Regions from separate parts of the Homo sapiens genome. Here region 1 is linked to region 2. Evidence: chromatin loops called from intact Hi-C (ENCODE). Cell type or tissue: IMR-90. All regions are shown on one strand. Links, peaks and the distances in the headings refer to the core of each region. The heading gives the core; the rest is flanking DNA. Region 1 overlaps DMGDH (dimethylglycine dehydrogenase). Region 2 overlaps ARSB (arylsulfatase B).

Region 1 (11,491 bases), core at 2,306-10,305, 120 kb before region 2:
CTGGGCTGCTGCTATACCTTTTCCCTGCCCTTCTTCCACCCAACGTTGGCAAATTCTAGAATAAAAAATGAGCAGGGCTGGATGCAGTGGCTCATACCTGTAATCCCAGCACTTTGGGAGGCCAGAGTGGGAGGACTGATTGATTGTCCCAGGAGTTCAGGACCAGCCTGGGCAACATAGTGAGACCCTGTCTCAACAAAAAAACAAGACAAAAAAACAAAACAAGAACACAAAAATAAGCAGGATTTTTTGGGTTACATTTAATTTCTTTTGATTTTTGCCCACAGCTCTGTTGGTGAAGGAAATGACTAGGGAAGAAGTGGGAGGGGGAGAAGTCAGAGACTATGGCTTTCTCACTATGAGGATAACTTGAATAATTCTTAGTTAACTATATTTTTAAGCTTGTGATTTTTGGGCAAGGGGTTGGTTTAAACCTTGAACTCGTTGCCCTGATAAACTGTGCCATGCTAACTATTCACCTAACGTCATTGTCCCAGAAAACAGTCAAGCCTCATTAGAAAGCTGGGGTCCAGGGTGGAGATTAATTCCTGTATTATAGTCTTTCTGTGTCATGACAAGAGGTGTCCTGCATACCACCATCTACATGGGAGTCAGGATCGGCACAAATGCATCTGTGATATGGTGGGCTTCTTTGCAGTGGGGTCTTGTAACTTTTTGTGAGCTGGTCTTTTTAGAGACTGACAATGTCTGTGTTGCATAAGTGGAATTTCTCCTGCTTATATGTGTTCTAGCTAATGCACATTAGATCTAGTGATCATTGTTCTTGCCCTGCTGTGGCACCTGTGGGTTTATTTCAGGTGAGCTGGGTTGGGAGCTGTATCACAGAAGAGAAGATTCTGTGGCGCTGTATGACGCTATCATGAATGCAGGCCAGGAGGAGGGAATCGACAATTTTGGAACCTATGCCATGAATGCCTTACGCCTGGAGAAAGCCTTCAGAGCCTGGGGGTTAGAGGTTTGAAATGCTAGCATCTTTATTAACATTTTATGTTTATTTATCTCATTTTTATATAAGGGCTGGTTTGAACTGCAATAACATTGGTTTTGGCTGTAAGAGAAATTACATATCATTAGATAACTTTATTTCATTAGGGGAAGAGGTTTTTCTCCTTAATTTCTCAAGTGAAAGTTCAGTGGAATTCTGACATATGTTTATTCTGCCTTAATTCATCCTAGTTGGCTGACAGCCCTAGATAACTGTCTTGGACTTTGGGGAGCCGGCTTGCCTCATGGGATTAGAGTAACACTTTTCAAAATCTCTCCTCCTCTGTCATTTTGCCCGTCTTCATTTTCTTCTTATCTTATACCTTTTGGTGAATTAACACTCCTTTCTGAGGGGCAGGGTTGATGGTCCAGAATGTGGTGGTCCAGCCTTCCTCCACCATTAATAATGGTTATTAAGAGTTTCTATTTGTATAGTGCTTTAACCATTTACATATTTTCATATGCATGATTTCATTTTCCTTCTCAACTCTCCATTACCTCTATTTTACGCATAATAACACTGAGACTTAGAGAACCACTTGGTCCAGATTACCTAGTAAGTGGCCAGCCTGTGGTTTAAACTCTGTTCTCCTACTTTATTTCCAATATGGCAGGCTATCCCTGGACCCAGTCACTATTTCAGATTCAGTAGTTGTTTCTTTGGAAGACACTGAGGTTTTAGACCTGAAAGGTAAGATAAGGGATAGTGGTAAAAGATGAACTCAGAGCGGGGACTCTTGGGTTTGAATTTTTCCTCCACCACGCACCAGCTATCTGGCTTAACCCTCCAGAACTTCTGTTTACTTTTCTAAAAAATGGATTTTTTATGCTACAGAATTATCATAGATAGTAGAGAGAGTCTAGGAAGTGCCAAGCACATAATAAAGTGCATTTGATTGAAGGGGAGAGTGTGTTTCAAAGCCCAGGCAGAGACCCAAGGGCATTTAGAGTGCGCAGAAGCAAGTGGGCAAGCTCTCCACGAGAGATCCCCTATTAGGGGATTCTCTAGCTACAACTGGGGACTGAGGCGAGGCTAGGCGCAGGGACAGAAACGGAGGACAGCGCGGTCCCCACACTCTCCGAGGAATGAAGCAGCAGGAGCAGCCCTTTGGGAGTCAGACATTTCTCCATTCTCCTGCCTTTTATTTTCTCAGATTTCCTCTCCCGGCGACCTCCTCTGGAGAGCTTTTCTCCTTCTCCCGTCCCTCCGATTTCCCAGCAGTGCCAGAGCGCCCTCTAGTGTTGGCACTGCAATCCTCTGTGCTTCATTTTTATTTTTTTCTTTGAAGAAATTCTGAAATTTTGAACAGATAAATATAATTTTAGAATAGCTCAAATTGATTAAGAAATATGAGGCAACGTTTTACGTCATATAAAACAAGCGTACTTTCATTTAGTTTATGCAGGTGCTGTGTTGCTTTAAAAGTTTGACTGCTTGTAGGGGGTTTAGACTAGTTCTCTCACTGCGAAGAAAACAACAAAACGAAGAAAGAAACAAAAACCATTAACTTCAGGTCTATTACCAAATATTGGCGTTAGCCCTGACTTGGTAGCTATTACAGTGACTTGGCCACATTTGAAGAGATACAGATTCAAACTCCGCTTATTCCTTTCTCCTCTCCTGAACTCTATCAGCCACCTTCCTACTATCTGCTTTCCCTCCACCTTACCCTGATTCTTGGTGAATTGTAAGATAAGTAAATTGTTTAATAACTTTTCAAAACGTAGTTATGTAAAATTATTGCAGAAAAACATGTGAAAATCTTGTTTCTAGAAGAAACATCACGTACATTCCCTCAGATGTTTATTAAAATGGGAGAGCTGTGGAAACACAGTGAATTTTAGTTTCTATATTTGTTATATTCAAATGACCAGTTTTGCTGAAAGGCTACATCGAATTTTGGATTAAAAAATTGTTTTCAAAACCGGTCTATAGTTTGCCTTTCTTTAGAATCTGTGTTGAAAAATCAAAAAGGGTTCTTTCTCCTAAAAACAAATATGAAAGTGATGTTACCAAAATGACTTGCACTCATCTAAGATTTAAAATGTGTGTTTCCTTTTTAGATGAACTGTGATACAAATCCTTTGGAAGCTGGACTGGAATATTTTGTGAAGTTAAATAAGGTATGTTTACATTCCAAAGTGTGCTTGAAGTAAATCTTAACATTATGATGCTATTTTGTGACAGAGCCATTCTTTAAAATTTAACCAAGTATGGATTATAGGAGAAACAAGGTGAACATAAATACTAGCATTGCTCAATTGTGTCATATTACTCTTTTGTCAACATTTGCTTAGTTCAAACTATTGGAGTGTGCTTACAGATTTAAGATAGCAGAATCCAGCATCTTTAAGGGCTAAATCTAAATTCTAAGATAAAAATTAGTAAGGATAAGAAGATTATCTGTCAGATTCTAGTAGACATTTATGTTGGAAGTGCGCCATGTTGTGTATTTTGCAGTAACTCCTGGTGACTTGGGAAATTGCACATTAGCTGATCAAACATAGTGCATTCATTGATCCTTCTGGATACTCACAGTGTGGAGCAGCCTCACTTCAGCATATCTGTCCATCTGCTTATCAAGCATCTTTGTGGGTAACTGCAACATCTGAATATAAGCAAATAACACGTTTCAAACGTTTTCGGCATAAAATGGGTATTAACTGAGAAGCTAATATAAGCCCAAATAATCATAACCGATAAGACACTCCAAAGGGAACTCCTACATCAGTGGTTCTTAAAATGTAGCCTTCAGACTAACAGCATCAGCCTCATTGGGAGCTTGTTTGAAATGCTAATTCTCAGGTCCCACCCTAGAACTACTAAATCAGAATCTCTGGGAGTCAGGCCAACAAATCTGTTTTAACAACCCCTGCAGGGGATTCTGATGCATCTAAGGTTTGAGAAGCATTACTCTAAATAATTATAGTGGAAAAGCATATCATGAGGCCAATTTATTACAGCCAAGCTCATCTGTACAAGCCTTACAAATATAAATGAGGTTACTCCATTGAGCAGTGCCTAAGAGTTATAATAAAACAACTTAATAGAGCTGGGGTGAGTGGTAGTATTGAAGAATAAGGGCAGCAGCGGCTACTGTTTAGGATATTTGTTAGAACTCCAAAAATAAAATGTCCTGCCCTAGATGGTTGTAAACTAAAGACTGATTTCCCATCCTGTGGAAATACGTGAATACATGTATATGACTCAATCAGGCCAAGGAAACCTTTTTCATGACCCTGTGTCAGTTCCCAAATTCTGAGCTATAATATTAAAATAAAACATGTGTATTTATAGTATGAGATTTTAGGAAAACGAACCTCCTAAAGGGTTTTAAAGGGAATATCTTTCTGTACATTCTCCCCATGGCTTTTATTTTTATGATGTACCATCTGCCTCCAGACCAGAGAAAGCAGGTGCTTGGAATTTGGGCAGACCCTAGCAGCAGATTGCTCCCTCTGATAGCAGAAGCCTTACTTTAGCTGTTTCAAATAAGGTTAAAAATGGCCCAACTCTTGAAAGTGCTAAATTTCTGTTATTGGTCACCAGTAGGTAGATAGATAACTGATTCTTTTGCTTCAGTGTTCGGATATTATTGTTTGGGGATAAGGCATAGATAAATAATCCCTTCGTATTGAAATGGGATTTTCAAATATCTTTTATGATTATTAGCAGGGGTGGATTGTGTCTTTGTTAGTTAAGTTATACAGCCAAATAACCAAAGCTCATCTCAGAACGTAGTTAGTTGTTTAGAAGATACTAATTTTGATTTCTGGCATGTTTTTATAATTTCTGAATTGTTGTTTCTCATTCAAGTGTCACAAAGTTAATTCCTAATGATTTTATAGGGTAAAGGTCCTTGTAGCCCAAGGACCTGGCCCCCAACTGAGCCAGTCTTTTTCAATTATGTCAATTCAAGTGGCTAGTTGGTATTAACCTACTCATAATGATGCTTGCTAATCTCCAAGACAGGTGAATAGATTAGATCAACTTTGGTGGTTTTGTAGCAGTCTATAATGTGAAACGGATGCCTGGAAACCTTATTAACATTACAAACTAAGCTTTGTAACTTGACCATTCAAGTCCTGTGCCTAAAAACCAAAATGTTACCCAAACTAGCTTCATACAACATTTTAAATACTGTAAGCCTATAATTGCTTCGGAAAATCGATGCTATAGGAGAACAGAAGCAACAGCTAATACAGAGAGATATTTATATTTGATACCAAAACAAACACAGCAAAAACCCTGGCATTTTACAATTGTTTGAAATCAGTTATTTCTTTCCCTTCAGAGCAAACATTTAGAATTCTCTGGTTGGCCCTTAGGCATTTACACTATGATCGTTTAAGCCATAATGTGAAGAAAAGGTAGAAGCTGACTGTATCAGAGCTAGATGGGTCCCTGGGGATCAGCTGGTACTCCCCTCCCCCATCTGAAGCAGAGGAAACTGAAGCACAGAGAGGGAAAGTGACCTGGGGGAGGCCACTGCTTTAGCTTAGGTCGAACGCCACCCTCTGACCTCATCGTGGAGCTTTCCCACCCACCACTTTCCCCCACAAAGTCCTTTTCCACAGTGGGCTTATCAGACTTGAAAGACTGCCCAAGAATTTCTCTCTCTGGTAACATATATTGTTTGTATGGACTACCTTTTATTAATAGACACTTCCCCCACATGTTTTTGCTGTAACTAATTTTGTGTTTTATGATAGGATCAGAATAGCTGCTTTGCCCATTTTAAGGAGGAAAATGGCTGGGTGAGCAGATGGGCCATCAGGCCTTATTAGGGTGAATCGTGTTCTTGTCAAAACCTGTCAGCAAGTAGGGAAAAGAACAATGGAGTACTGAAGAACTCTTTCATCACAAAGGGAGACGGCGCAGTGGCCCTTGCTTCCTTCCGTCTTGGAGTTGTTCCAGCCTCCTTCCCCTGCTGTTGGCTTATGTGAAGTTGATACACATGTATCATTCATTCATCCGTTCATCTAGTAGACATTTATTAAGTACCGCTGATTAGACACCTTGCTAACCCATAGATCTAAATGTTAAAGATATACTCCTGATGGCTCTCAGATCTCATGAACCTGGAAACAAATAATATTTCAGGAACTAAAGCTGTAGGGATACGTTCTTAGCCGTAATTGTGAAGATAACCCTTCCGCAAGTGGAGGGCTCTCCAGCCGCATACAACACTGCCATCTTGTGGGAAGTGCTCCGTAGAGCCACTTCAGGAAGCCTTGACCAAAGCTGCGGTAAAAATAATTGAATCTGTACTTTTAAAATCTTCTTAACTAAAAACGCTTCACCTGAAACGACTCATATCATTGTTCTCAATGGTATTTTTGGTATGTTCCAAAGGAAGTAACTTTTGGGAGGAAAATCAGTAGCCTTTGTTTAGTTGGAGATGGAAGAAATGCATTAATCAAGAGCAAAAGGAAAATCAGCTGCCTTTGGATGGAGTCATAGGCATTCCTGGAATTTTCATGGTGGAAATATTGAATTTTTGTCCATTTCTGGAGAACCTCCACGAAGATTCACAGAGACTCAAGTATTAAACGTAATGTGTTGAAGCACATCAGAAGAATTTGTTTTCTATAATATGTTTCTCCCTCTTTTTCTCACTCTCTCCTTCTCCCTCTCTTTCCCTTTTTCTCTCTCCTTCCCCTCTCTCCCCGTGTAGAGCTTCTAACTAGTAGAAACAGAATAAAATGTAATCTCTATTAAACATAAGTTATAAGACAATGTTGATTCTAGAAAATGCAGGGTCTCTTTTGGAAGAAATATTTAAAGCATAACTGTTCGATAACCAAAAACAAAACAACCCAAAAAAGCTGGTAAAGAGGCAAAGCGCTTAGTACCAAGCCTTCCACACCCCAGGTGTTCAGTAAATATTAGCTATTATTAAAACATCAGAGTGCTAAAAACAAAAAAATCCAAGTGGAATCAAACCATTGTTCACAGACAACAAGCTAGAAAGAAATTGTTAATATAGTGGTCAAAGCATCCAATTCTCTTTGGGAAATTTGAGGTAAATGGTAATAAGAATTGAGGAGGCAGAAAATTTTCAGTGATACTTAGCCCTGGCTGGACATTAGAATCATCTGGGGTATGATTCTTTTAAATAATATTTCGCTGTTTAAAATCCCAAGGCCCAGGCTACACCCAAGATCAATTTAAAAAGAAGCTCTTGTAGGGACTCAGGCATCAGTTGTTTTTAATTCCCCAGGTGATTCTGCAGAGATGGAGAATTACTGTCTTCAACCAAAGATTTTCAACTGGCTGAACATATTATCCTGAAGAACTAAAAATTACCTGAACTGAAAGAACTAAAAACTACTCAAGTAGTTCTCAAGGTGTGGTCCACAGACCAGCAGCATCACTGTCACCTGGGACCTGCTAGAAAATTCAAATTGTTGAGTACCATCCCAGACCCCCAAAATCAGAAGCTGCCAGGGTGGAGCCCAACTATCTATCTATCTATCGATCTATCTGTCTATCTAACTATTTTTATTGAGACGGAGTCTTGCCCTATTGCCCAGGCTGGAGTGCAGTGGTGCAATTTTGGCTCACTACAACCTTCGCCTCCCAGGTTCAAGCAATTTTCTTGCCTCAGCCTCCCCAGTAGCTGGTATTACAAGCACCCGCCACCATGCCCAGTTGATTTTTGTATTTTTAGTAGAGACGAGGTTTCACCTTGTTGGCCAGGTTGGTCTTGAACTCCTGACCTCAGGTGATCCACCTGCCTCAGCCTCTCAAAGTGCTAGGATTACAGGCATGAGTCACCGCACTTGGCCCAACAATCTATTCTAATAAGCCCTCCAGGTAGTTTCAATGCAGTTTATTTAAGTACATGGACCTACCCCAAATCAATTAGATTTTCTCTAGGTGTAAGGTCCATGGTTCCTTTTTAAAGCTCCACAGGTGATTTTTTTTTTTTAATGCAGTGAATATTGAGAACCACTGTTTTAGTTCTTATAACTTCATACCAACTTCAGTCTTGAAAGTACATAGGAAAGTAGAAAAACATGTGGATTGGTCAGAGGATGGTGCTATAGAACTGTGGTGGAAAGGATGTAAATTAATAGATCTAGAGCCTATTCCAGCTAGGCTACAGGTTCGTATTCTGCCCCATATCTTTGTTTTTTCTTTTAGAACTGGGTAGTAAGTGAATTTTTTTTAAGTCACCAAATTCTAACTGCGTGGCCCAGGAAAGCCATTTAACTTGATTTTCATGCTGAGATTTTTAATCTGTAAAAGAAGGCTACTTTTGCAAGTCTAAAATCCTATGGAATGCCTCCAACACAGTGGTTGAAGACATTGGTGCCATGTTATCTTTATGAGCCACATAATTGTGTCATCTGAATTAAGCTATCCTTATTCTGTTACCCATTTTCATTGCTGAGTGATAAGGGGAAGGAGAGGAGAAAGGAGGGGAGGGGAAGAGAAGGAAAGGAAGAGGAAAGAAGTAAAACCTAGCTGAAGTGTAGTTGACCATTCCTGAAACACCTGTCAGGATACATTAAACTAAAGCCATTGAATCATTATTTTCATATATATCCAATTTCTGTTATGAAACAGTACTTTGTTTCTACCCTAAGAGCTGAAATGTGAAGTTTAGCTGACTGCTTTCAAATTTGGATATCCATGGAAACCCAGGTCTAGGAATGAATTGAAATAATTTTTAAGATTGCTTTTATTTTTATTATTATTTTAAGTGTATTTGAACATGCAATAATTGACATATTTAAAGTAAGCAATTTGATAAGTTTTAGTACATGATACAGCAGTGAAACCATCACCGCAGTGAAGATAGTAAACCTATCCCTCATCCCCGGGGTGTCCATGCCCCTTTGTGATCCCTACCCGCCACCCTCCCCACAGCCTCACCTACCCCCCAGGCAACAATTTATGTCTGAGACTATAGGTTATTTTGCAATTTTTAAAATAAATGCAAAATCTATAAAAATGGAATCATAGAGTATATACTTTTTTTGTGTGTTAATTCTTTCCCTCGGCATAACTTGAGAGTCATTTGTGTTGTTATGTTTATTAATAGATCATTCCCAGTGGCATCTCATACCTGTAATCCCAGCACTTTGGGAGGTGGAGGTGGAAGGGTTGCCTCAACCCAGGTTTGAAACCAGACTGGGCAACATAGTGAGACTTCCATCTCCACAAAAAATTAGCCGGGCATGGTGACACATGCCTGTAGTCCTAGCTACTTGAGAGGCTGAGGAAGGAGGACTGCTTGAGCCTGGGAGGTCAAGGCTGCAGTGAGTCATGTTTGTGCCACTGCACTCCAGCCAGGGCAACTGAGCAAGGCTCTGCCTCAAAAAAATAATAATAATTCCCTTTTATAGCAGGTAGTATTCCATTGTATGGATATACTACAATTTGTTTGTGTACTCACTCATTGATAAATATTTGGGATGTTTCCAGTTTAGGGCTATTACAAATAAAACTCCAGTAGTCTCTTGGTATACCTGGAGGATTGGTTCTATGACTGCCCAAGGGTACCAAAATTTGCTTGAAGTCCGGCAGTTTGTCTGTGGAAACTGCCTATAGAAAAAGTTGGGTTTTGCATCCTGCAAATACTGTCTTTTTGATCTGCTTGGTTGAAAAAAATGCACATATAAGTGGATCCGTGCAGTTCAAACCTGAGTTGTTCAACAGTCAGCTGACACTGTGAACATTTGTGTACAAGTATTTGTATGAACATAGGCTTTCTTTTCCCTAGGTAAATACCTAGGAGTGAAATGACTGAATAAAATGAAAGTGTATGGTAACTTTGTAAGAAACCGTTTTGCCAAGCTGTGTGCCATTTTATATATTATAGTCCTACCAGCAGTATGTGAAGTTCCAGCTCCTCTACATCCTTGTCAAATACTTTTCATGGTCAGTCTTTTTAACTTTAGCTATTCTAAGAGATATGTAGTGATGTCTCATGATGGTTTTAATTTATTTCCTTAATGTCAAATGATGTTGGACATTTTTTGATGTGCCTCCCTGCCATTTCTATATCTTTTTTTGTGAAATGTCTGGTTAAATCTCTTACCTAGGGTTTGTTTTTTTTAATTGAGTTTTTAAAGTGCTTTCTGTATTCTTTATCAGATACATGCTTTGCAAATTTTTTTCAGATGTCTTGACTTTTCATTTGTCTCATGGTGTCTTTCAAAGAGCCATTTTTAATTTTTGAATTTTAAAGTTCTTATCAATTGTTCTTTTATGAATCATGCTTTTGGTTCATATCTAGGAAATCTTTGCCTAATCCAAAGTCATAAAGATTTTCTGCTATGTTTTCTTCTAGAAGTTTTATTATTTTACTTTTTACATTTAGGTCTATGATCCATTTTTAGTTGATCTTGTATCTGGTATGAGGTATGGACTGAAGTTTTATTTATTTGTACTTGGATAACCAATTGCTTTCAGCACCATTTGTTGAAAAGACTATATATTCTGAATTTCATTGCCTTTATATCTTCGTCAGTATGTTTATATCTTTGTCCATTTGTTTGTAGGTCTATTTCTGGACTCTGTTGTATTCTGTATATCTGTTTATCTTTCCAAATGCCAATACTACAGTGTCTTGATTACTGTTGCTCAAATAAGGTTGTGATAGCCCTGCAACTTTGTTCTCTTTTTTAAAGCTGTTTTGGCTATTCTAGGTCCTTTGAATTTCATTAATTTTAGAATCAGCTTGTCAATGTGTACCAAAAAACCTGCTAGACTTTATTGGAATTGCATTTTATCTACAGGTCAATTCAAGTATTACAATTCATGAACAAGTTCCATCTCTCCATTTATTCAGGTCATCTTTTATTTCTGTCAGGAATCTTTTATAGTTTTCAGTATACAGGTCTTACATATCTTTTAACATATTTATCCTTAAGTATTTCATGTTTTGATACTGTTGTAGATGGTATTTTTAATTTCAATTTTCAGTTGTTTATTGCCAAATTATAGAAATACAATTGGTCTTATATGTTGATCTTATATTTTGGAACTTTGCTCAATCTGCTTAGTGGTTCTAGTAGCATTTTTGTAGATTCCATCAGATTGTCACATGGACAATCATGTTGTATAAAAATAAAGCTTTTCTTTGTCTTTTCTAATTTGGATATCTTTTTTTTCTTTTTCTTGCCTTATATTCCTTTTTTTTTTTGATGGAGTCTCACTCTGTCTCCAGGCTGGAGTGCAGTGGCGCGATCTTGGCTCACTGCAACTTCTGCCTCCCGGGTTCAAGCGATTCTCCTGCCTCAGCCTCCCAAGTAGCTGGGACTACAGACATGCACCACCACACCCAGCTAATTTTTTTTGTATTTTTTTAGTAGAGACGGGGTTTCACCATGTTGGCCAAGATGGGCTTGCCTTATATTCTTGCCTGGAAGTTCTTTATCAAGTTGAAGACATTTGCTTCTATTCCTAGTGTTAACATTTTTAAAAAAGATCAGGAATAGATACTGGATTTTTAGCAAATGATTTTCCACA
Region 2 (11,491 bases), core at 1,293-9,292:
ACAGCCTGAAACACAGAAAAAAGGAAGAAAAACAGTGCTGCAGGGACCTATGGAATAATATCAAAAGGTCTAGCATTTATGTCATTAGAGTCCAGAAAGAGAGCAGAAATATTAGTGTAGAAAAAATATATAAAGGAATAATGTGTGAAAACTTCACAAATTTGGTGCAAGATACATGTACAAATTCAAGAAGCTCAGTGAAATCCAAACAGGATAAACTCAAAGAAAACTACACCAGCATCATAATGGAACTGCTGAAAACTAAAGATGAAAAAAAAAAATACCTTGAAAGCAGCAGTCTCATTCATGGGATTGAATGAAATTGAATGAAAGCATGTTCACACAAAAAACAATACCCATATATTTATAGCATCTTTATTGATAATTACTAAAAACTGAAAAACCCAAATGTCCTTCAACTAGCAAATAGATAAACAGATGTGGTACTTCTGTGCAGTGGACTACTACTCAGTAGTGTAATGAACTGTTGATACACACATTAGCATGGATGAATCACAAATGCATTATGCTGAATGCAGGAAGCCAGACTGAAAAGATTACACACACTATGATTTTTTTATATGACATTCTGGAAAAAGCAAAACCTTAACGACAGAGAAGCATCAGTGGTTGCCAGGGGTTAAGGCTGGGTGTACAATTTGTCTACAAAGAGGTGGTACAAAGGAGTTATATCACAGTGATAGAATGTTCTATCCTGATTGTGGTGGTATTTATATGACTCTATTTGTTAAAATCCATAATGATGCACACCAAAATAAGTGAATTTTACTGTATGTAAATTAAAAAGAAATCACCAGCACATGATTTCATATCTGATATGGTTAATATATCTTCATGACTATGTGAAGTATAGAAAAGATTCATGTAATCTCTTATCTATTTTGAAGTCATTTTCCATTTGATTCCATAAACTTTCAGGAAGCCAAAAATGGAATAAACAATGAAATGGTCTCTGATACATACAGAAAGCTTTCCAAAAAAGAATTTTGTGTTTCATATGCCAGGCAGATGTTTTGTAGGGTCAGCTTACCACAAAAGGCCTCGCTGAAAAAATGCAGTATAAAAGTAGGGGCCTGTAAGAGAAAGAGAAGCACATTGACTCCAGAGGAGGTCTACTGTTTTATAAAAGAAGCCAAGCAAATTTGATGGACTGGTGAAAACAAGAACAAAGAATCTGACATGTCTTGGAAGCTCTGGGTTTTGATAATTAGGGAAGTATTTAGAATGCTGTCTCGAGGAATCACATCTTTTGTGCTGAGATATATCCCTGCTTGTGTTCTGAAATATACATGGAGTGGGCAGGCTTGGACTGTTTAAATGAAGCAGATTTTTTACATTCTTGTGACACTAGGAAGACTTTTCCTGAATGTAGGATTTTTTCTTTAACGCACCTCTCATCCAAATGGCAAAACATCCAGGATGGGTGCTTACTTGCAATGAGATCTCCCCAGCTGACCAGAGCTGTACTTTCTCCCACTGCTTATTCCCCCTCTGAAGTTACATCATCATTTTGCTCCCTGGTACACCATTATGGGTCTTATCTATTTTTATACATAAATATATTAAACAAAACTGTTGGTTTTAAGAAACTTTTGACCTATTCTAAGACCTATTCTCTGTTTTTCTATAAAAGTTTTATGGTTTTAGCTGTTGCATTTAGGTCTTTGATCTATCTTCTTTTTCCTCATACAGTATTGTTTTTATTGAGATATAATTCATATACCATGAAATTCATCCTTTTAAAGTATACAGTTCACTGGTTTTTAGTATATTCACAAAGTTGTGCAATCATCACCATTGTCTAATTCTAGAACATTTTAAAAATTAAACATACAAGAAATTCTCTACCCCTTAGCAGTTACTCCCAACTCCCTTTCCTCCCTCTGTCAATCACATAATCTATGTTTTGTCCTTATGGATTTTACTAAGCTAGACATTTCGTAAAAATGGAATCATACAATATATGGCTTTTTGTGTCTGGCTTCTTTTATTTGGCATAATGTTTTAGATGTTCATCCATTTTGTAGCATAAATCAGTATTTCATTTCTTTTTGCTGATGCATAATATCCCTTTTATTGCTATACATTGCTGAAAATATACATTTTAAAAAATCCATTAATCAGTTAATGGATATTTGGGTTGTTCCTACTTTTTTGGGCTATTATGAATAATGCTGCTATGACCATTCAGGTACCAATTTTTGTGTGGACATATATTTTTACTTCTCTTGGGTATATACCTAGGTGTGGAATTGGTGGATCATGTGGTAAATCTATGTTTAACTTTATGAGGAACTGCTAAACCCTTTGCCATGGTTTGAAGGTATCTCCCAAAAGTTCATGTGTTGGAAACCGAATCCTTCTGTCCTCATGAATGGATTAATGAGGGTTTTGCCATCATGAATAGATTAATGTCACTGTCACAGGAATGGGTTCATTACATTGAGAGTGGCTTTGTTATAAAAGTGAGTTCTCTCAGTCTCTCTTGCTCTTGCCCTCTTATCATATGATGCCCTCTGTCATGTTATGACACCACATGAAGGCCCTCACCTGGTGCCAGCACCATGTTCTTAGACTTCCCAGCCTCCAGAACCATGAGCTAAATAAACTTGTTTTCTATATAAATTAACCAGCCTATGGTATTCTGTTACAGCAACAGAAAACAAGACTAAGACACTGTTTTTCAAAGCAGCTGCATCATGTTACACTCCCACCAGCAATTTATGAGTGTTCCAGTTTCTCCACGTCCTTACCACCACTTGTCAATTGTCTGTCTTTTTTGTTATATAGTAATCCTATTGGGTATAAAGTGGTATCTTCTTATGGTTTTAGTTTGTGCCTCTTGGATGACTAATGTGGGACATCTTTTTGTGTATCTATTGACCATCTATTTTTGTGTATCTTCTTTAGAGAAATGTCTATTTAAATCCTGTGTCAATATTTTAATTTGGTTATCTTTTATTATTGAGTTGTAATATGATTCATCTTTAATTTTTATGTGTGTTATGAAGTAGGGTTTGTCAAGGTTTTGTTTGTTTTTTTTAACGTAGATATCAGAATACTCTAGCATTATTTTTTTTTGAAAAAACTATTTCCCTATTGGTTGGTTTGGCACCCTTGCTAAAAAGCAAATGACCATTTAAATGTGGTTGTTTTACTAGGCACTCCATTCCAGTTCCATGAAATCTTGATTACTGTAGCTTTATAGTAGTTCTTGAAATTGGATAGTATAATTCTTCTAACTCTGTTCTTCTATTTGAAAATTGATTGCAGTCTTGGGATAAATATCACTTTATCATCATGTTTGTGGTAGGCAGAGTAATCCCCCGTCTCCCTCCTGCCTCCAAACATGCCCTAAAGCCTGGAACCTGTGAATATGTTATGTTATATGACAAGGGGAATTAAGATTGCAGACCAAATTAAGGTTTCTGATAAACTGACCTGAAGATGAGGAGATTGTCCTGGATTATCTGGTTGGACCAGTGCAATCGGTGACCTTAAAAGTGGAAGAGGGAGGCAGAAGAGGAGGTCGGGTAATATGATATGAAAAGGATTCAACCATCATTGATGACTTTTTTTTTTTTTTTTTTTCCTGAGACGGAGTCTTGCTCTGTCGCCAGGCTGGAGGGCAGTGGCGCGATCTCGGCTCACTGCAAGCTCTGCCTCCCAGGTCCCGGGTTCACACCATTCTCCTGCCTCAGCCTCCCAAGTAGCTGGCACTACAGGCGCCCGCTACCATGCCCAGCTAATTTTTTTGTATTTTTAGTAGAGACGGGCTTCACTGTGTTAGCCAGGATGGTCTCGATCTCCTGACCTCGTGATCTGCCTCCTTAGGCCTCCCAAAGTGCTGGGATTACAGGCGTGAGCTACTGCGCCCGCCCATTGCTGACTTTGAAGGTGAAGGAAGAGGGCATGAATCAAGGAATGCAGGATTTCAAAATGGTAGTATAGAAGCAAGCCAGCTTCAATCCCTCAATAGAAGACCAAAAACAAATATATAGCATTGAGATTTTCACCAGCAACAACCCAGAGTTCAAGTATGAGGATGAGACAGCCCCCAGGGCCACAGAGAAGTGGAAAAACCTTGAGCATATGATTGGAGAATCAGATTTCCACGTCTGCGAGTCCCCTCCCCTACATTCTTTCAGCACCAAGCATGTGGAAAATCTCCCTCAATTCTGTTTTTACACTGGAAAAAGTGAAATTGAGTGGTCAACCAGCTTCCTCACCTTCTTGGGTTCCGTAGCAGGAGTCCTGTCCCTGCCTTAACTCATGGGAAGCATTGTGAGTGCCTGTAGGGAGAAATATCTCTGAGGACAGGCTGCAACAAAGGTCAGAAGGTGAGACTACCATCCCCAACCCTGGAAACTCTGCTCTGTAACTCAGCCAAATGAGACACCAAATCAGAGTGGCTATTCAGCAGCACCACACTGTAGGAGGTACATTCCACAGGTTCCCATGGGCAGGAACCCCTAGCCAGTCTTCCCACACTGCTGACTAGGGGTTCCTGCCTAGGAGCCTGTAGAACATACCTGGGATAATCCCTTTGGTGACTCCCCCATTTGGGACAGGCAGCACTGCAACCGTTTACTAGAGCCAAAGTGAACCTGGGCTTATAGCGCCACCTAGAGCCGAAAAGGAGGCAGCAATCTAGTTGCAAAGATTAAGCAAATATATTCAATGAAAGACAAAACAAGCTGGACAGAGAAAACTAGAATCAATAATTAATCCTTCAATGCAAAGACATAGACATATACCCGCAAGTAACAACAGCAAACAGGGAACCACAGTCTCCCCAAAGGACAAAGCAAAAATCCAATGACTGACCCTAACGAGATGGCGACTATTAGCTTCTGACCAATAATTTAAAATAGCAGTTTTAAGGAAACTCAGGTATCTCCAAGATAATACAGAAAAGCAGAAATTTATCAGAGAAATCTAACAAAGAGATTGAAATAATTTTAAAAAATCAAACAGAAATCTTAGAACTGAGAAATACATTTGCCAAACTGAAGAACTCTTAAGAGGCTCTGAGCAGCAGAGTGAGCCAAGCAGAGGAAAGAATCTATGAGCTCAAAAACCAGCTGTGTGAAAATACACAATCAGAGAAGAAAAAAGAAATAAGAATAAAATGTAACAAAGACCACCTACAATATGTAAAAAATTACCTCAAAAGACCAAATCTAAGAATTACTGCTGTTGGTGTTCAAGAGAGAGTGAAGCGAGAGCAAGGGGTAGAAAGTTGATTCAAAAGGATAAGAACTGAAAACTTTCCAAAACTTGAGAAAGAGAAATATCCAGCTACAGAAAGGTCAGAGAACACCAAACAGATTTGACCCAAATAAGACTACTCCAAGGCATAGAAAAATGAAACTCTCAAAGGTCAAGGACAAAGAGAGGATCCTAAAAGCAGCAGAGAAAAGAAGCAAATAACACGTAAAGTAGCTCTAATTCATGTGGCAACGGATTACTCTAAGGAAACTAAACAGGCCAGGAGGGAGTGGAATGGCATTTTCAGATTGCTCAAAGAGAGACAAAAAAAGCCTGCCATCCAAGAATATTGTATCCAGCAAAATTATCATTCAAATATAAAGGAGAGATAAAATCTTTCCCAGACAAACAAAAGCTGAGAGAATTCACCACCACTAGATCCATCTTGCAAGAAATACTAAAGGCAGTTCTTCAGTCTGAAAGAAAAAACGCTAATGTGCAAAAGAAAACTTTTCAAAGTATAAAACCTACAGGTAAAATTAAGTACCTGGACAAACTCAGAATACTCTCTTACTGTATTGCTGGTATGCAATCCACTCATAACTCTACTATGAAGCTCAAAAGACATGAGCCAAGGAGTGAAAACAGCCTCTAGAAGCTAGAAAGGCAAGGAAATGGATTTGCTAGAAAGGCAAGGAAATGGAACTTCCAGAAGGGAATGCAGCCCTCTCAACACCTTGACATTAGCCCAGTGAGACCTGCATCAGACTTGTACAGGCCTCAGCAGCTGAATGTATTGTACAGCCTGCAGAACTGTACAATAATAAGTGTGTATTGTTTAAGCTGCTAAGTGTGTGGTAATAGAAAACTAATGTATGTTTTTTTATATAAAGCTAAATTTGATTTCCTAAATATTGTTAAAGATTTTTACACCTGTGTTCATTGTGGTTTTCTTTTTCTGTAATGTCTTTGTTTCATTTTGGTGTCAGAGTAATGCTGGCCTCATAGAATAAGTTGGGAAGTACAGGATTCCTATCTATTTTTTGAAAGAGTTTGTATAGAACTAGTATTATTCCTTTCTTAAATGTTTGGTAGAATTTGCCAATGAAGGCATTTGGGCCTGAAATTTTCTTGGTGAGAAGGTTTTGTTTTGTTTTGTTTTGAGACAGAGCCTCACTCTGTCGCCCAGGCTGGAGTGCAGTGGCACAGTCTCGGCACTGCAACCTTTGCCTCCCGGGTTCAAGCGATTCTCCTGCCTCCGCCTCCTGAGTAGCTTGGATTATAGGTGCCTGCCACCACACCTGGCTAATTTTTGTATTTTTAGTAGAGCCGGGGTTTCTCCATGTTGGCCAGGCTGGTCTCGAACTCCTGGCCTCATGTGATCCATCCACCTCAGCCTCCCAAAGTGCTGGGATTACAGGCGTCAGCCACCGCACCCGGCCTGTGGGGAGGTTTTTAATTACTAATTTCAATGTCTTTAATGGGTATAGGGCATGTACGTTATCTATTTTTTCCTGAATGAACTTAGATTAATCATTTTTGAAGTCTTAGTTGCTAGAAAAAAATATTTAAAAATTGGTGAATTTTCTCATTAAAGCAGCTTTTAGTGCATTTTTGAATATAGTAAATATAAATATTTTATATTTATAGAATATATTTTAGATCTGAAAAATAATTATTATGAGAGTCCACATATTACAAAAATACAAATATTATATCTGAGTCCTTACTTACCAGGAGATCTGATTATAACTTGATTTCCCATACATTTATGCCACTCCCATGGGCCATAAACATGCCAGTCACTGTGATAAATTTACTTTGTAAATCAATTAATTGACTTTGTGATTATATATATATCATTTACAGTGATTCTGCTTCTAAAAAGTGGAACCTCTTTCCATATGCTGTTAGAATTATTTATAAGCTTACAGAGGTTTAGGCCAGACCCCAAACTGTGTTAAATTCACAAGGTAATGAGTGCTAACCTGTGAAGCCTCTTGAAAGAGAGGTCACTACCTATCTCTGGCCATATGTCCCAATCCTGCCATTGTATAGGGCAGTGGTTTTTACTGAGAGTATTTTAGAAATTCACTTGAGTGTTACTGATAGTTAGTGAGTAGGGGGCTCAGGATGCAATGCCCGTAATAACCCCACACAGTGAGGAATTGTCCCAAGTCCTGTACAACTTACAAAATATCCTGCTGGTTAGTCATGAAGATTAAAAGCTTGTTTACAATTTTCTGAGACTAGAACCTAAGTCTAGTCTCTATGTTTTACACATAAACACAAAGTATTTTTTGCGTGGTTTTAATATATAATTAATATTCTAATCTTTATTTTAGCATTTATCCCTGCTCTCTCTTTTTTTTTGTATTTCTACTATAGAATGGCCTTAAGTCCAAATTTATTTCGTCTATAACTGTATGCACTCATCTAACCACTTTGCTATGTCTTTTAGGGTTGAACCTGCGCATTTTCCTATGAAATACATGCTATTTTATTATTAATTGCCTTTTTCTACTCTGTATTACACTGAGAGTTATTTTTTTTAATTAGACATATAGTTACAGTATTGTATATAAATTCCATTTCAGGACAAAGGAGCATCACAAAATATTTGTTATGAAAAGGGTGGGGATGTTAGATTTGAAAAGCCTGAGAGGCATGTTATAGAAACAAACTTTCTTCTGATTTCAGTACTTTTCCTATCATTATAGTTGCTATTACATAAAAATGTAAAGTCTTGGAATGAGTCCATATTACTGCTTCAAAATAACCAAAACAATAAAAATGGATTTAACTTCTATTTCGCCTACAAAATAGCCTAACACAATTATTATATCCATCAAGTCTAGGACATCCAGCCATAGTGCTCACACATATGCATAGTAATCACAAATTTCAGTGCACAAACTTAGATCTGCAAAGAATATAACTTACTTCTTTTTTACCCTGTCACTGAACGCAGTACCTCTGGGGTCCCTATTCTGCTGGGTGGAGGAAACCTGGTTCCAGTCAATTCAGATCATCTCAGTTAATTCATGATCTCATCCTGGCTCCCCTCCAGGGAGCCAGTGCGTTGGAGCTGAAGGAAGTGTGTGGTCCATAGTCATCCTTGCACAAGCCTCTGCAGAAACATTCCTGTTCCTGGCTGGCCTTTTTATATCATCCATCTAGATCATGCTGCGACCTCCTTGCCTGCGGAGACTCTTTGGACCATCTCTGTGCCACATTTGTGCTCTTCTCAACACCAAATCAAAAACATTCATCAGTTCAGCTGCAACCCCTTCCACACTGTGGTGTGAGAAGCCTCTGAGCCTGCCTTCCATCACCTTGTGCAACCATTGTCATCTGCTGCTGCCACACTATACTGGGCACAAGAACCGCAGGGAGTCTTGCTATCCTCTCATCTGCCCCCCGGCTCCTCCAGGGGATGAGGCATGGTTCTTTCCACTCTTGTATCCCTCCGTCCATTATTTCTTCTACACTAGATCCAGTCCTGGGGGCAGAGCCCAAGATGTGTGCTTAAGGTCACAGCCATGTCCTTTAGCTTCGTTTCCAGTCCTCTCTCTTCCCCTGGCTCTGAGTGATTGCTTAAGCTAAATCTATTAGCTCATCCACCTGCTGACTATCCATTTCCGGAGCCCAGACATGGATCTCCCTGCCTGCTTCCTGGGTTGAGGGTCACAGGGTGACAAAATTACTAGGAATGAGAAAAGCTGTTACTTAATATTTGGAAACATCATTCCAGTGGAGATGCAGGGCACATGAGGCATACTGCTTAGCCTGTAATAATTTTCTCTCTTTTCAGTCTATATGCCTAACTTTATGCCAGGATAGTGAAAGTTTTCATGTGCTTATCGTTGTGACCTTTGCAAGGTATCAGGTGAAGAAGGCAGGCACATTGTATTGCTGTAGATAAATAGGATTAATGACAGGAATATGGGATATAAACCTTTTTGCTAGGTCTAAACCATCCTTAACTATGCCATGAGTCTCTCACTATCTTAATGATGTAGGGTCATCATTTTAATTTTTTTATTGTAGTATGCATCTTTCAGTGGTGTCTTCAATATACGTCAGTGTGGATCATTTAATGTTGGAAAAACAGGTAAAGACACTTTAGTTTGTGGTCTACTTTTACAATTTATACTTTTCTTCTCCTTTCCTCCTTCTACAAAGATTATGTCCAGCAGTATGCATCTTCCTGACTTGCAGATTCTAGCCTGCTATAAAATTAGGACACCAGACACCGCACATATTGCTAGAATTGCGTCTGAGACTGAATAGGTCCTGAGTTAGTCTCTAATTGCATGGACTTCGTGGTGCCTATTGTGGTAACTCAGGGGCATTTGTTTTGATTTGTTTGTTTGTTTGTTTGGTTGGTTGGTTTGGTTTTTTATCCTGGCCCTTGGCTGTTCATCCCTTTGTCTCCTGCTGCAAGGCCTCCTGTTAGCCATTTGCCTCTCATTAGGCATGGAGCTCCAGGCTGCCTTCCATGTTCTTTCCTCCTGAGTGGCCTCCTCACCTGCTTGGGATGTCCAGTGTCAATCACCTGGATTCTGCCCTCACTCCCACTGTGCATGCCCTGGTCAGAGGTGGGGCTGCTGCCCAGGACTCTGGGGGCTCACAGAGTTTATTTCACTTTGGCCTTGGAGCAAGTGTTATCTGCAGATCCGAAGAGGTTCTTGTTATTATTGATTAAGTATGCATTCAATATTTGAAATGCTTTAAACAAACTGCTTCATGTTTGGATATATTGAGTTATTTTTGTTTCTGCCATTAAATGTTTTACTCTCCGGTTATTCTTCAGGGAGGATTGTGCTCATCAGTGTTCTCGTGACTTTTGTTTGCCTCTCTCTGCATTAAACACCCAAACATCAGTGAGATCCTTTAGAATCTGGCAAAACTTCAGAGAACTCTGAGGAAATGAAACTGCCTGTCCACTCAGTTTCATTGATTTTTCTGAGTAACCTTAAAGGCATATCTTACTACTTAAGAAGTAGAGATTCAGTAAAATGTTGTTTCTGTTCCAAGGATAAAAATTGAGAACATTTAACTTGTATTATATACTTGGAATCATAAAGACAAATTGAAATAGTTGATGTCTGCCCAGATAGAATGTGCTAGCTTTCTCTGGCTTAACCATCTCTGAAAACACATTGACATAAATTTCCATCTTTCTCACCACGCAAGTTGTTAGTACACCTGTTCTTTTGAAACCACAATTCTGTTTGTTCCTGTGTGTTGATGGTATTTTCACTTTTCTCCTGCTGCCCTTGAACTTGCCAGACTCTCCAGCACTTGTGTGGTACTTTTCTCATTCATTACTTCTCTAGTGGCATTACTGAAGGATAAACAGCTGTCTAGTCAAAATTATCTGGCCACGTTCAGTGGGTTTTAGGTCTGAAAGGGGAGCCAAATAATGTGTGAGTAAACTGTAACACTCCCTAAGAGTGCCAAAAAAATTAGTTTGCCTGGAAATCCATTAGTAAAAAATATCAAACATTCCTAAAAATTAAACAATAGGAAAAACAAACAGGGTTTTAGTTGTTAAAAAGGACAGACCAAATATTTGGTACTTTTACTCGCTTAATACATCAAACATGGGTCTTCTGTGCTACTTGTCAGGGGGATTCTGAATATGAAGATCAAACCTTGCATTACCCATACCTCCTAAGTGAGAGCACCTCAACATTTTGTGCTTACCTTACAACTTTCATCTAAAGATCTCCAAGATCTGTGAATACTTATGTTTTAAATTACAGGAAAAAGTTAAGTTGTTGCTTGCCAATATGTAATAAATTAGGACACTGTTTTCCAGTTTCCAGTTCCATTTTAACTTGTAGAGAATAAACGTTTTCAATCTTTCAACAGACTTTGGAGTCTTTTCATCCTTAATAAATGTTAAAGGAGAGATAAAACCCCATTGATATCTCAGCATTATAAGCAATGGCATTAGCCTCATTAAAGTGAGGAAATATTTTACTACAAACTTTTATAACATTTTTCTTTTTAATCCTCATTCATCCCTGATTTTGCCCTTTCCCTGCATGCATCTTTTTTAAATCTCCACATCTTTTGGTGGCTACATCCGTGTATTAGTCCATTTTCACACTGCTGATAAAGACATACCCAAGACTGGGTAATTTATAAAGAAAAAGGTTTAATGGACTCACAGTTCCATGTGGCTTGGGAGACCTCACAATCACGGTGGAAGGTGAGGGAAGAACAAAGGCACATCTTACATGGCAGC

Evidence for each region. Hi-C counts contacts between places; a loop is a spot of excess contacts. Peaks named below come from ENCODE experiments on the same cell type or tissue, not always from the same donor. Only the 100,000 strongest peaks of a DNase experiment are listed, where the experiment ranks them.
Region 1: it touches region 2 in a loop (16-fold over the local background); 10 of 110 quality-filtered maps call a loop at or near these places.

The regions. Positions count from the first base shown.
Region 1 is chr5:79,015,909-79,027,399 of GRCh38, reverse strand. DMGDH (dimethylglycine dehydrogenase) reads left to right here. Exons shown (of 16, transcript NM_013391.3): 13 at 819-976; 14 at 3,070-3,129. Among named protein-coding and RNA genes, the nearest start is that of ARSB, 36 kb to the right of the region's middle. RefSeq lists an enhancer at 5,196-5,697. In IMR-90, for the core only: a CTCF peak has its summit at 6,205 (motif pointing left); DNase peaks (open chromatin) are centred at 6,189 and 6,469; H3K4me3 peaks cover 324 bases; H3K27ac peaks cover 514 bases.
Region 2 is chr5:78,893,169-78,904,659 of GRCh38, reverse strand. The region is part of intron 4 of ARSB (arylsulfatase B); the gene reads left to right. Among named protein-coding and RNA genes, the nearest start is that of ARSB, 86 kb to the left of the region's middle. RefSeq lists a silencer at 4,502-4,591. In IMR-90, for the core only: a CTCF peak has its summit at 4,654 (motif pointing left); DNase peaks (open chromatin) are centred at 4,619 and 8,329; H3K27ac peaks cover 268 bases.